Linked DNA regions of Homo sapiens: regions 2 and 3 are each linked to region 1. Evidence: read pairs that join two places in POLR2A ChIA-PET (ENCODE). Cell type or tissue: OCI-LY7. All regions are shown on one strand.

Region 1 (5,000 bases):
CATAAACAAGGGCTAATGGGGCCTGTCAATGACTAAAGCTTATGTATTACTATAACTATCAAGTATGAGAATATATTAAGTTTGCAAAACAAAACAAAAGATTCCACAAGCTAAGGAAATTCAAGTGATGTCAAATGAAAAAAGCAGAAAATACAGGCACAAAACTAGCACTGGGCCGGGCGTGGTGGCTCACGCCTGTAATCCCAGCACTTTGGGAGGCCGAGGCGGGCGGATCACAAGGTCAGGAGATCGAAACCATCCTGGCTAACACGGTGAAACCCCATCTCTACTGAAAATATAAAAAATTAGCCGGGTGCAGTAGCGGGCGCCTGTAGTCTCAGCTACTTGGGAGGCTGAGCCAGGAGAATGGCGCGAACCCGGGAGGCAGAGCTTGCAGTGAGCGGACATCGTGCCACTGCACTCCAGCCTGGGAGACAGAGCAACACTCCGTCTCAAAAAAAAAAAAAACTAGCACTGGTATCTAGAAAACTGACTAGAAAAAGGAAACAGAAATATTAGCTGTAATTATCTCTCTAGAATGGAAGAAAAACAGGTGACCCCATCTTATATTTTGCTTTTAGTTTTTTAATTTTTTGAGACAGGGTCTCTCTCTCTCTCTCTCTCTCTCTCTCTCTCTCTCTCTGTCACCGAGGCTACAGTGAAGTGGCAGTATCACAGCTCACTGCAGCCTGGACCTCCCGGGCTAGAGCCATCCTCCCACCTCAGCCTCCTGAGCAGCTGCGACGACAGGCACACCATCACACCCGACTAATTTTTTATATTTTTGTAGAGATGAGGGTCTTGCTATGTTGCCCAGGCTGGTCTCAAACTCCTGGGCTTAAGCGATCTGCCAACCTCAGCCTCCCAAAGTGTTGGGATTACAGGCATGAGCCACCGCACCCGGCCTATGTTGTTTTATTAATACAAAGTACATATAATGAACAGCCAGTTTGTGTTTTAATCCTGTTTAATCACTTTACTATCATTTTGCTACCACTTTACTACCATTATGCTGACAGCTGAGTTTCCTTTTAAAATGGTAGCATTGGCCTTAAAAAAAAATTAGGTCCAGATAACTATACTGTAGTCTGTGTAGAAGTATCGAAAGCTCTTTAATAATAATAGTCATAGCAACAGTAACAGCAAGCATTTACTGAGTAATTACTATGAGCCGGGCAATGCTCTAAGCACATCACGTGCTAATCTTCACCGAAGACATAAGTTCTGTTGTCCCATTTTGTAGGTAAGGAAACTGAAGCACAAGAAATGAAACAAGCTGACCGAGTGACAGAGCCAGATTCAAACGCAAGGGCCTAACTACCAGCCCCTGCTGTCTCTTATGCTGATGATTTTACCGTGCAGGGGGTTCAGGCTTTGAATAAGCTTAAAAATAATTAGACAAACTTTGGAGACTTAAAAAGCTTTTTATTAAACAGAAATTAAAACTGAAATGAAATTTTGTATTTAATAACAATTAGCTACAAGCCTGTTCAAGAAAGAGGATGTGTCCCTCTAATAATTAAAAATCCAATACCTTCCCATACAGGTGTTATCTACTTAACAAGTGAAGGGGCTGAGAGGAAGGTCAGAGTGACTAACAAAACCAGTCCTGAGGCCTTGACACCTGAGGACAGGTAAGTGATAAAAATGAAAATTAGGTAACTCCAAAAGGAAGAGCTAGAGATCCTCCCTAGATCGCTTTCCCTTCCTCTGTGAATCCTCACAGATCAAAGACAAAAAGCCTTCCAAGTAAAGGAATTTTGCCAGAAATTAACAAAAACTGACAGAAAAATCGCAGGAGGCAGGAATACTTTTACTGAAAATTACTCGGTGCAACAGGACATTACATCTCGAAATAAAGCAGTAAAGGTTCTGCTTCAGCTTTGCTTTTAATTCCCATCCAACAAACCCAGAAGCAGGCGTTGTCCTGATCCGAGATGAGCCAGGCAGGGCACAGTCACATCTCTGAGAGTGACTTGGACAGGATGATGATATTTAGATATGTGTTCCCTTACAGAGCTGTGTTTTGTAGCAATGTGCAGACGTTTAAGTTTTATTATCATATGGTTCACATTTTCAGGCTACAAAAAGTATATGCAATTAAACCCAATACATGTGTGAAAGTTTTAATAATAAAAAGAGATTCAAGACACAGTAGTTGTTTATAAAAAGCAAAACTTTTAATGTATGGGAAGCTGAACACTAAAGGGAAATTAACAAAAAATAAACAGCCAATGTAATATAAAAACATGAGTTAACTGAGGTCGTTAATGTCAGTTAAATGGCAAACAATCCATTACAACCAATGTTTAAACGTGTGTCAATTAAATATGAGCAGACAGCCTTGCAATTAGAGTTTAAAGATTTACTTTTACTTCTTCCAGATCCATATATTGTCTTTCAAACATGAGCACCTTCTCTGAATTAAAAAACCTTCCTTTACATTTTATACACAAACGCTAAGTACAAAAATGCTTGCTAACTATGTTTATCAATGCAGCGGATATTATCACATTGATTTTAGAAAGAAACATGCCAAAAAGTATTATCAATTTCAAGCATTTTGAGTGATTTTAACAGAATCACAACATTATATTCTCACTTCTCTTTACTTTTCTTCCAGGATTGCTGTCAATAAAAATGTAGCTGACCTTAAGAGTCACAGCCTGAAAGAATCTCAAAATGGTCTAGAGTATATGGAAGCTTTCTTTCTGTAAGAACTTTAAAAATATATAAAGCAATATTTAATAACCTACTTTTATTTGGAAATGAAGTCTTACTCTCAGTCTCTGTATGAAAATAAAGTACTGGCCAGGTGCAGTGGCTCTCACTTGTAATCCCAATACTTTGGGAGGCTGACATGAGTGGATTGCTTGAGTCCAGGAGTTCAAGACCAGCTTGGGCAACAGGGCAAAACCCCGTCTCAACAAAAAATACAAAACAATTAGCCAGATGTGGTGGTGCATGCATGCCCGTAGTCCCAACTACTCATGAGGCTGAGGTGGGAGGATCACCTGAGCCCAGGGAGGTTGAGGCTGCAGTGTGCCATGACTGCACCACTGCATTCCAGCCTGGGCAAAAGAGCGAGACCCTCTCTAAAAAAGGAAAAGGAAATGAAAGGAAAGAAAAGTAAGAAACTCCATTTAGACTCAGCTAAATGTTCTGATTCCAAATTTCACACTGAAGTTTCACCCACAACTGCACCCCACCCACTACCCCACACCCAGCACTTGTAGATTCCTGTGTTCCTCACTTTACTTTTGCTTTCTAGTAACACCAAGTCACTGTCATGAACCCTTCACATTTCACTATCAACTTCCTAGTAAGTCAGTAAACACCAAGCAGGTCCTAGGACATTTTCACTTATCCAGAACGCCCTTTTTTTCCCAGTATTCTGGTACCTTAAAAGAGCATGGCAAAGAGCACTGTGGGGCAGAAGGAAGGATCTGAAAATTCCATTCTGATGAGACATCTAGGTAGAAATGTGAAGAGGTCCAAGGAGAAGCTGGAAAGAGAATTAGTTCCAATGATTATTAAACTAATGCCCCTGCCATGGCTCCCTCATTCTGGAGCTGCACCGGACTGCTGTGGGAGCATGCCTTGCTGTGCTGTTTCCCATCTCCAAGGTTTGTCCTGATACCTCCTGGAGACGCTCAACGAATCCCCTCCGAACTCCAGCCACTGCCTGTCCACAACCAGGTGCAAGAAACCCAGCCAGAACCCCACCCTTCCCAACTTCCTGATCCCAAGAAATGGGGAGAGGTAAAAAAAATGATTGTTTTAATAAAATGAAGTTTTGAAGTGATTTGTAAACGGAAACAATAGTGCTAACAATATATGTAGATGGAAAGCAAACACAGGAATGAGAAAAGCAAGGTCAATCCTAACTGGCTGAGGGGTGCAGGAAATCGGGTAACTAGAAGGAACAAATTAACACAGCTGGTATAACCTGAACAGCTCAAGAACTGGAGACCACCAGACCAAAACCAGATTTAAATCAAGAGTTTGTAAAGCCAGAGCATCTGACCACCATCATCCCTCTTCCATTGTAGACACCAAACCAGAAACGAGTAGGGCTCACACGGATGAGGTGGTTTGTGAAATGGCCACACAGTACATTAACAGCAAGTACCGAACACTGAGACCCTAAGCCCCTCAGCCCAGCCCCGTAATGTCAGCAACCAGGCTTAGACTTCACCCACCATGTCCTCCAAGCAGAACACGACCAGTGTCTTCTCTGGAGAAAATAAACTACTCCTGAGCATATTTCACATATCAACATGAGGAAGTCCCCAGTGAAAAAGCTGGCTGATCACATGATAACCCCAAAGAAATGCCTACCTGTCCACATGCCCAGCTCACACAGGAGGCCTCCAACCAGCCTGTTTTTGTTGTTTGTTTGTTTTTTGAGACTGAGCCTCGCTCTGTCGCCCAGGCTGGAGTGTAGTGGTACAATCTCGGCTCACTGCAACCTCTGCCGCCTGGGTTCAAGCGATTCTCCTGTCTCAGCCTCTCGAGTAGCTGGGATTACAGGCGCCTGCCACCAAGCCTGGCTAAATTTTGTGTTTTTAGTAGAGATGGGGTGTCACCATCTTGGTCAGGCTGGTCTTGAACTCCTGACCTCATGATCCACCCATCTCAGCCTATGCTGGGATTACAGGCGTGAGCCACTGTGCCAGGCCTTTCTTTTTTTTCTTTTTTTTTTTTTGAGACAGGGTCTCACTCTGTTGCCCGGACTGGAGTGCAGTTGTGCAATCTCGGCTCACTGCAACCTCCACCTCCCAGGCTCAAGCCATTCTCCTGCCTCAGCCTCCAGAGTAGCTGGGATTACAGGCACGCACCACTACCAATCAGCCCTTTAATGCACCTCACTCTTAAATAGGAACAAAGATTCTCACACTTTTGAGGAAGCCTCCTGCCTAAAACAGATTGTAAAAAGTAAAAAGGGTAATTCAGAAGAAACAGATAATGCAAGGAATAGAAGAAACATTGTAAAAAAT
Region 2 (5,000 bases), 550 kb after region 1:
TAATGTTAATGACAAGTTAATGGGTGCAGCACACCAACCTGGCACATGTATACATATGTAACAAACCTGCACGTTGTGCACAAGTACCCTAGAACTTAAAGTATATGTGTGTGTATATATATATATATATATATATATATATATATATATATTATATATATAATATATATATAATATATGTATATATTATATACATATAAATCTACATTTAATTCAGTGTTGCAGGTGGGACAAATATGTAATGGGAGGGTCTCCCATGGAGGGGCCATATGGGTTGGGTCTTAAAGGATGAATAGGTGGTTGATGACTAGAGATCCCAGTAAGGACATCCCAGGTCCTGAGTTCAGCATGTGCAAAGGTAGGTGGATGTGAATGCAGAAGGCATTACGGCATCTGGAGGGGTGGCCCTGCATGGGATTCTGGGACATAAGGTCAGAAACTGTCCTCTGCCCCCAAGACTCTAATTTGTTACGCATCTCTGCTCTCACTCTGCCTGCCTGCACCCTTCCCTTTCTTCCTGCCTTTATGGCCCTTCATCTTTCGTTGGCTGTGTAACTAGATAACCAAACTTGTCAGAATAGCATTTAAAATAAGAATTATCAGGTTCCAAGGGAGGGCTTCCTCTAGGAACAAAGTATAAGGGCTTTGGTGCATCTCTCTTGGCCATTCAGAGACCCCCTGGTTCTAATTTATATATTGGATGGTGGAGGATGGCAGAGAGGTGACCTTCAGAAGAATGAGGTGTCCCTGTAATTGTTTCCCTGAAGGCCTAACAGATATCCACAGTTAAAACAGAACTCATACTCATGATGGAGGATGAATGAATCAATATTTGCAAAGCATTTTGTGATCTTACTATGAAGAGTTGCTGTCCAATGCAAGAACATCATTGTTTTTCTGGAACTATGGATGGTGGCAAATCTCTGAAATAAATCACATCCCCTCCCATCCATATTCTTCCAGCTGCACCAACTCTGTTCTTTGATTCTTGGATAACCCCCTGCTCACTGCAGATTTAAGACCTTGATAGGTATCAAAGCATCAGAGAAAAATATCAAAAAATAACTAACATCAAAAGAGCAGGGAGCAAGAACCGCCTCCACTCTGCAAGCTGCAGTGGGTGAGGGACCCGAAACAGAGATGACTGACATCAGCATGGAAACATACACCCTGATGAGACTCGGCCATGTAGTTCAATGGGAAAGTGACAACAAGAATGAGCATGGGCTTTAAAAGTGAAATGCTTTGTGGACATGACCCCCCACCCCTCAGCATTGCAGCCAGCCCCTGAGGAGCCACACTGTCCATTTAACTAACCCCATCCCTGTTTCTTACTGCCACAGCCTGGGAATCCAGGTTCAAACAAGGTTCAGTGTCTGACTTCCTGGCAGGGACTGTCCTTTCTGCAGTCGCTAATAAGTGGAGTCCAGGTGCAAAGGGATCTTGCACCATGCCCTCCTCCCAAAGGCCTTAGCCTTTCCTAGTGCTCCTCTGAAGACCCTAGGTTGTTTGAAGGACCCCAGGATCCCCTGAAGACCCTAGGTTGTCTGATATCATTTGCTAAATAGGAGTGGAGTTGCCCCTTGAGTTGACCAGAGTGTTATTCATGATTGTTCTGAAATTTTACTGAGAACAATCATTTCATCAACACCTAGTCTGTACAAAGCATTGCGCTAGGTCCTATTAAGGGATAAAAATAAAAGGGCATGGTTATTTTTAAAGAAGATTTTACAGTTGTATTGGCAAGAAAATATTTAAATACAAAGATCAACTCAACCCATGAACTATGGTTGACTGGGGATTGACAAAGCTTGCTTAGTGGGCAACATTCTTTTGTCTAATGGCCAAGTAGGAGGCAGCAGGGTGGGTATCATGGGCATGGAATTGCATGGGCAGTCATGCAGGCCCTGTACTCAGAAGTATCCAAGCTTGGTTTACTACTCTGCTGTTGCCATCTTGAATACTTATAACTTTTGAATAAAGGTCCTCACATTTTTATTTTGCAATGGGTCCATGAATTATGTAGTTGTCCTGGGAGGAGAAATGTTTGTGACATTGCTTGCCCTGAGGCATCGGAGTGGAGGAACAGCAGTAGAAAGGCTTCATTGAGCTGAAGAGTCTACCTGTAAGAAGTGTGGGAAAGAGAAGGGTAAGTTGAGGGAAGATGGGCCATTTAATGGTAATGTGGGATTGCAAGAAGGAGTCACAAAGCATGGCTAAATAAATAAACACTTCCTGTTTAGGCATTTGCACATAACTTCTGTTAGCCTGTGATGTCCCAAGGGACAGATGAGGTGAGAAGAGGCTTAGGTGTGCCTTTTCCCTTCTGGCCAACAGGAGATGTGTGGACCCATCCACCCCACCCCTCCACCCCTGCTTGCCCACATGTGTTTGAAACTAGGCTCCGCCAGGCTTTCCCTGAGGGACGTTTATGCCAAATATACTGGAAAGTCCTTTGCCCACACTCACCAGTCTTTTACCAGGAGGAGCTGGGTAGATCAAAATTCATTCCATTAAATTTATGAGGTGTGAGGATCAAGTAACCCATATACAATTTTACGTTGTTTCAAGATGTCTAATTGAGATTGAAATTCACCTGGATAAATTCCATATAAACTGACTCCCCTACAGTATCCCCCATGTTCACTCTAAGGTTAGCCTATGATCATGGTTAACGTTCCAAGGCGGGGTCAAGAGAGGCAGTTAAGGGGCTTCCCAAGCCTCAAGTGCATGTGATTATCTGGAATTAAGTGAAGGGGTGAATGAATTCATGACTCTGAACCACTTTTTTGGAGCTGTGTGCTGGGAGGATCACATTTGACAGTGAATATTCTGAAATGGGAGCTGGAGACCAAGCCTCTGATGCCATTCTCAGGTCCTTGGGCAAGCTCCTTTGTTGCCAATCCCTGTCTCTTTCCCCTTCCTCTAGCATGCTGAGATGTTATGAGGATCAGCTGTGAATTGCATGGTGTGTTTTGGAAAGCCATTCATCCTATAAACCCAAGGTATCATCATTAGCTATGCCAAATCTTTGAAAGGATTTCATAGAGCCATGCTAACTTCTCAAAACATGCAAATGTTAATTGACACAGATATCCTAGCCATTGTTGAGAAAAAAAAAATCCGTCACCTGAATTCTCTTTGTCCACTTCCTTCTCTTCCTTTTGTTCATTCTTCTCACGTCAGTTCAACTTACATCTTGGGGATCTCAACATTAGTCCTCAGTGGTGGCTGCTCATGGGTATCATGGAGCGTTTTACAACAGAAGAGCAAGGCTTAGCGACGGGAGTGATTGGAGTTAGTTGGACTAACTTGTTCTATGGCATTAAGTTCTTTTCTGGTCACTATGAAATTTGTCCTCTGCCTATGGGAAATTACCTGATGGTGTAAGCGGATTTCTGTAAGTAGCAAGAAAGCATAAACCAGTGGAACTCTTAAATTAACCAGGTCGTTTTCTTATCACACTTTATAGTTAGCCATAATGAAGCCCACAGCAAATGTCTAGAAGAGTTCACATGATAGACCCTTCTCAAGTCCTCGGGGCTTGGGTTATAGAGGGCCAACTTTATTGTCGGATGGGTCATTAACTAAGAAAGCATCTAAGCGAGAGAATGAATCATCTCTTTGAGACTAACTTGATGAGCCATACATCTCTAAGGAAGATGCTATATACTTGTTAGAAGCTTAAACAAGAAACTTTGCCTTTCCTTCTAGACTAATTATTAGCAACAACAGAGATACTTGTTGAGGATTTATGAGACTTGAGAATTCCACGAATTACAGGAAATGTGGCATTAATTGTGACAGTGCATTATATTCATAAAGAAAAAATAATGGACCTGAAGAAAAAGATGGAAATTGTGAGGACATGTAAATAGCAATCATGTAAATCAGGAGGTCATCGCGGTTCTTTGCTGAGTAGCCACTTTATCTTGTAGGAAGATGGAAGTGGTCTGGAATTACTAGTTCCAGTTGACCTAGGATGGTGGCTATATTGAAGTTCTTCATGGCAAAATGGCCCTTCTAAGAATTGCTTCCAAATCTGAATCTCTTCTCAACTGAGTTCTCATCCAGATGGCTACCCCATCTGGATGTGAGTTGTTATTCTTCTGGAAAACTTAGTAGTCACTACTTTGATGGCACAAAAATCTGTGGGCTTCTCTTTAAAATTCTCTTCTTGGAATCTACCTTATTCTTTTTTCTCTCATTTGGCAGCTTCCCAGCTTCAGTGGGACCCATGGTGGTTTGTAATCATATACAGTCGTGTGCTTCATATGATGTTACAGTCAATGACACACTGCCTATGGTGGTCCTCATGAGGTTATAATATTGTATTTTTACTGTACCTTTTCTATGCTTAGATACACAAATGCCATGGTGTTGCAGATGCTTACAATATTTCATACAGTAACATGCTGCCCAGGAGCAATAGGCTACCCCATCTGGATTTATGCAAGTATACTCTATGATGTTTGCATAATGATGAAACCACCTGAATGCATTTCTTAGGATGTATCCCTGCTGTTAAGTGACATGTGACTGTAGTTACATCTCTGCTCATTTTTTTAGTATCTTTTTCACTTGCTGGGCTGTAAGCTCTGTGACTGAAGGAACCGTGTTTGTTTTGTTACCTTTTGTTAGCAGAGTACCTAAAAACTCAGGCTGATGGTCAATGCTATTATTCATTACTGCTAGCATTTCCATGTGGGAACTCCTCCTTGGCATTTCTTGGGAAATTTCTGTGTTTTTCCAAATCATGAACCCCAGGGAAAATCAGTCACAAAATTGAGAAAAACAATAGTTTTGTGAAAATTAACATTTAATACTGTTACCGATGATAGGAAATCCACTGATGTCCAGTAGAAAGCAAGAGCAGAAACCACTGATACACAGAATTGAATGTTAAGGTCAACCTTCCTGGAAGCTGGGAAGGGACAGATTGGAAAGAATTGCTCACAATCTTATCTTTCATCCCTGCAGGAGTCGTTGCCATGTTATGA
Region 3 (5,000 bases), 320 kb after region 1:
GATACCCTTTCTTCCACTTGATCGAATTGGCTACTGAAGCTTGTGCATGCATCACGTAGTTCTTGTGCCGTGGTTTTCAGCTCCCTCAGGTCATTTAAGATCTCTACACTGTTTATTTTAGCTAGCCATTCTTCTAATCTTTTTTCAAGGTTTTCAGCTTCCTTGTGATGGTTTTGAACATCCTCCTTTAGCTTGGAGAAGTTTGTTATTACCAACCTTCTGAAGCCTACTTCTGTCAACTCGTCAAAGTCATTCTCTGTCCTGCTTTGTTCCATTGCTGGCGAGGAGCTGCGATCTTTTGGAGGAGAAGAGGCGCTCTGGTTTTTAGAATTTTCAGCTTTTCTGCTCTGGTTTCTCCCCATCTTTGTGGTTTTATCTACCTTTGGTCTTTGATGTTGGTGACCTACAGATGGGGTTTTGGTGTGGATGTCCTTTTTGTTGATGTTGATGCTATTCCTTTCTGTTTGTTAGTTTTCCTTCTAACAGGTTTCTAAGCTCCAGGTCTGTTGGAGTTTGCTGGAGGTCTACTCCAGACACTGTTTGCCTGGGTATCACCAGCGGAGGCCACAGAACAGCAAATATTGCAGAACGGTAAATATTGCTGCCTGATCCTTCCTCTGGAAGCTTTGTCCCAGAGGGGCACCCACCTCTATGAGGTGTCAGTCGGCCCCTACTGGGATGTGTCTCTCCGTTAGTCTACACGGGGGTCAGGGACCCACTTGAGGAGGCAGTCTGTCTGTTCTCAGAGCTCAAACACCATGCTGAAAGAACCACTGCTCTCTTCAGAGCTGTCAGACAGGGATGTTTAAGTCTGAAGAAGTTTCTGCTGCCTTTTGTTCAGCTATGCCCTGCCCCCAGAGGTGGGGTCTACAGAGGCAGTAGGCCTTGTTGAGCTGTGGTGGGCTCTGCCCCATTCTAGCTTCCCTTCCGCTTTGTTTACCTACTCAAGCCTCAGCAATGGCGGACGTCCCTCCCCCTGCCAGGCTGCTACCTTGCAAGTCCATCTCAGACTGCTGCGCTAGCAATTAGCAAGGCTCCATGGGTGTGGGACTCACTGAGCCAGGCGCAGGATATGATCTCCTGGTATGCCGTTTGCTAAGACAGTTGGAAAAGCGCAGTATTTGGGCAGAAGTGCCCCATTTTTCCAGGTACAGTCTGTCATGGCTTCCCTTGGCTAGGAAAGGGAAATCTGACTCCTTGAACTTCCCAGCTGAGGCAACACCCTGCCCTGCTTCAGCTTGCCCTCTGTGGGCTGCACCCACTGTCCAACCAGTCCCAATGAGATGAACCAGGTACCTCAGCTGGAAATGCAGAAATCACCCATCTTCTGTGTTGATCACACTGGGAGCTGCAGACTAGAGCTGTTCCTATTCAGCCATCTTGGAACGGTCCTGGGTCATATGTTTTGATGCACTTTGAATATCTATCTTTTTCTTTTTCTTTTTTTTTTTGAGGCAGGGTCTGGCTCTGTCACCCAGGCTGGAGTGCAGTGCTACGAACTTGGCTTACTGCTGCCTTGACCTCCCAGGCTGAAGTGATCCTCCCACCTCAGCCTCCAGAGAAGTTGGGACTACAGGTGTGTACCAGCATGCTTGGCTAGTTTTTGTATTTTTTTGTAGAGATGAGGTTTTGCCATGTTACTCAGGATGATCTTGAATTCCTGGGCTTAAGAGATCTGCTTGGCTTGGTCTCCCAATATGCTGGGATTAAAGGCCTGAGACACCACACCCAGCCCTTTATTTATGTTTTAAGTGGTGTAGGTAGACCATTGACATTTGAAGTGATTATTGATATAGTTGAATTGATGTCTGCCATATTTGTTATTGTTTTCTATTGGTTGCTCTTGTTCTTTGTTCCTGTTTTTGTCTTCCATACTTTTTTTTGCCTTTTGTAGCTTGTTTTTTAAATTTCTATTTTAATTTTTTAAAGAATTTAATGCATTTTAAAACTTACAGGAACAGCACAGAAGACAGACAATATTAGAAACATGTACTGTCATGTAGGATAACTCAGAATAGTGAATGAATGGGGTCTACTGTATGATAAAAATGCTACAAACACCATTTGCTTGCTGTCCATAGAAGCTGAATTGTTTTAAAAAATCCAAATGCTGGCATTATCGAGAAAAATTTAACAGGTTTGTTTATAATTATTATAAAGTTGAACTGCTGAAACTCGTTCACTGAAACATTTTGGCTTGCATTAATGCCTTGTGTCCCTGCATTTATATTAAAAATTCACACACAAATAAAAATGGAAAAACTGCCAATACCTGATTTAAGTCCTGTATTTTTCCACTCACAGTCATATTCTTAGGTTCCTTTTGACCCCATGGGAAAAAAAAAAAAAACCTAACATTCAGAACCATCACTAACATCACTAACAGGTGGTGAAGAGAATTTTTTTTTTTTTTTTTTTTTTGAGAATGAAATGTTTCCCATCGTAGTGATCTTATCCACGTTCTCCCACATATGGGGCATATTAGCCGGATGTCTTTTGGCACAATTGTTACACGTTTGGCATAGACAGCACACAAGTTAATGTCTTCAGCAAGGCATCGCTTGACTCCTGCAAAGCACCAATAGTTGCGGTCTGGAAGCGCAGATCTGTTTTAAAGTCCTGAGCAATTTCTCACACCAGATGCTGGGAAGGAAGTTTGTGAAACAGGAATTCCTGGACTTCAGATGACGTCTGATTTCCCGGAGTGCCACAGTACCGGACCTGGGACGATGAGGTTCCTTCACCCCTCCGGTAGAGGGCGCACTCTGCGAGCGGCTTTTGCAGCCAGTGGCTTCCTGGGCGCTTTACATCGGTGGCCTTGTGGGCAGTCCGCTTTGTGGGAGAGCAGGTGTGGAGACCTCCTGGCTCTAGCCCCATCTCCTTCATGGAGTGCACAGAGGTAGAGGAGGCACTGGTATTAGCGAAGGTGGGGCGAGAGAGGCTCCTTTTGCAGTTTTAATTAAGCATTTTATATGATTCCATTTTCTTTCCTTTTTCTGCATATCAATTATACCTTTTTTAAAAAATTGGGTTGCCTGGCCGGGCGCGGTGGCTCATGCTTGTAATCCCAGCACTTTGGGAGGCCGAGGCGGGTGGATCACGAGGTCAGGAGATGGAGACCACGGTGAAACCCCATCTCTACTAAAAATACAAAAAAAATTGGTCGGGCGTGGTGGCGGGCGCCTGTAGTCCCAGCTACTAGAGAGGCTGAGGCAGGAGAATGGCGTGAACCTGGGAGGTGGAGCTTGCAGTGAGCCGAGATCGCGCCACTGCACTCCAGCCTGGGCGACAGAGCCAGACTCCATGTCAAAAAAAAAAAAAAAAAATTTGGTTGCCTGAGAGCTCACAATGTACGTATACAATTAATCTAAGTTCACTTTCAAATAACACTATATTGCATCAGGAGTAATGCAAATATCTTTTTAAAAATTTATTTATGTATTTATTTTTTTGAGACAGGGTCTTGCTGTGTCACCCAGGCTGGAGTGCAGTGGAGTGATATTGGCTCACTGTAGTCTCCACCTCCCAGGTTCAAACGATTCTCCTGCCTCAGCCTCCTGAGTAGCGGGGATCACAGGCGTGCACCACCATGCCTGGCTAATTTTTTTCTGTATTTTTAGTAGAGATGGGGTTTCACCATGTTGGCCAGGCTGGTCTCAAACTCCTGACCTCAGATGATCTGCCTGCCCTGGCCTCCCTAAATGTTGGGATTACAGGTGTGAGCCACTGCATCTGGCCACAAATATCACAAAACACAGTCCTAATTCCACTTTTGTGTCCATTGTAGCATTGCTGTCATTCATTTCACTTATACGTAAGCATACAGAAACACACACACATATGCATACACAAGCATGTATACACATACACACAAAAGCATACAGAAATAAATATATTGTTATTATTTTAAACAAGTCATTATCTTTTAGATCAATTAAGAATGAGAAAAATACGTTTTTTTAATTTTGCCTTCACTTATTCCTTCTCTGATGCTCTTCCTTTCCTTTTGCAGATCTGACTTTCTGACCTATATTAGTTTTTTTTTTTCTCTCTGAAGAACTTCTTTTAAAATTTATTGCAAACCAGTGCTATTGGCAACACTTTCCCTCAATTTTTGTTTTTCTGAGAAAGTCTTTATTTCTACTTCACTTTTGAAGGATAATTTTACAGGGTAGGATTTTAGGTTGGTGGTGTTGTTTTTCTTTTTTTCTCTCAACACTAAATATTTCACTCCAGTCTCTTCTTGCTTGCATGTTTCTGAGAAGTCTGATGTAATTCTTATCTTATTCATTCTTATCTTATCTTAGTTCCTCTATAGGTAAGGTGTTTTTTTTTTTAAACTTCTGGCATCTTTCAAGATTTTTTCCTTTTGATTTTTCTGAAGTTTGAATATGATGTGCTCAGATATAGTTTTTTTTTTTTTTTTTTTTTTTTGAGACAGTGTCTTGCTCTGTCGCCCAGGCTGGAGAGCAGTGGTGTGATCTCGGCTCACTGCAAGCTCCACCTTCTGGGTTCATGCCATTCTCCTGCCTCAGCCTCCTGAGTAGCTGGGACTACAGGCGCCCGCCACCACACCCAGCTAATTTTTTTGTAGTTTTAGTAAAGACGGGGTTTCACTGTGTTAGTCAGGATGGTCTCCATCTCCTGACCTCGTGATCTGCCTGCCTCGGCCTCCCAAAGTGCTGGGATTACAGGCGTGAGCCACCAAGCCTGGCCTACTCGGTATAGTTTTTTTCCTTTTTGCATTTATCCTGCTTTATGTTCTCTGGCTTCCTGTGGTTTAGTGTCTGACATTAATTTGAGGGAAATTCACAGTCATTATTGCTTCAAATACTGCTTCTGTTCCTTTCTCTTTTTTCTCCTTCTGGGATTCCCCTTATGCATGTATTACACCTTTTGCAAGTGTCCCATAGTTCTTTGATGTTCTGTTTAGTGTTTTTCAGTCGTTTTTTTCTCTTTGTGTTTCAGTTTGGAAGTTTCTGTTATCATATCCCCCAGCT

What was found. ChIA-PET counts read pairs that join two places held together with the same protein. Peaks named below come from ENCODE experiments on the same cell type or tissue, not always from the same donor. Only the 100,000 strongest peaks of a DNase experiment are listed, where the experiment ranks them.
Region 2: POLR2A ChIA-PET joins it to region 1 with 7 read pairs; 2 of 35 experiments call an interaction of 5 or more read pairs at or near these places.
Region 3: POLR2A ChIA-PET joins it to region 1 with 5 read pairs; 3 of 35 experiments call an interaction of 5 or more read pairs at or near these places.

Annotation. Positions count from the first base shown.
Region 1 is chr6:156,982,803-156,987,802 of GRCh38, reverse strand. All of the region lies in intron 4 of ARID1B (AT-rich interaction domain 1B), which reads right to left. Among named protein-coding and RNA genes, the nearest start is that of MIR4466, 210 kb to the right of the region's middle. In OCI-LY7, no CTCF peak of the experiment used is centred here; no DNase peak of the experiment used is centred here; H3K4me3 peaks cover 785 bases; H3K27ac peaks cover 3,026 bases.
Region 2 is chr6:156,428,245-156,433,244 of GRCh38, reverse strand. No RefSeq gene overlaps it. Among named protein-coding and RNA genes, the nearest start is that of SNORD28B, 52 kb to the right of the region's middle. In OCI-LY7, no CTCF peak of the experiment used is centred here; no DNase peak of the experiment used is centred here.
Region 3 is chr6:156,659,899-156,664,898 of GRCh38, reverse strand. It overlaps the pseudogene H3P28. Among named protein-coding and RNA genes, the nearest start is that of ARID1B, 110 kb to the left of the region's middle. In OCI-LY7, CTCF peaks have their summits at 2,533 and 2,740 (motif pointing right); a DNase peak (open chromatin) is centred at 2,778.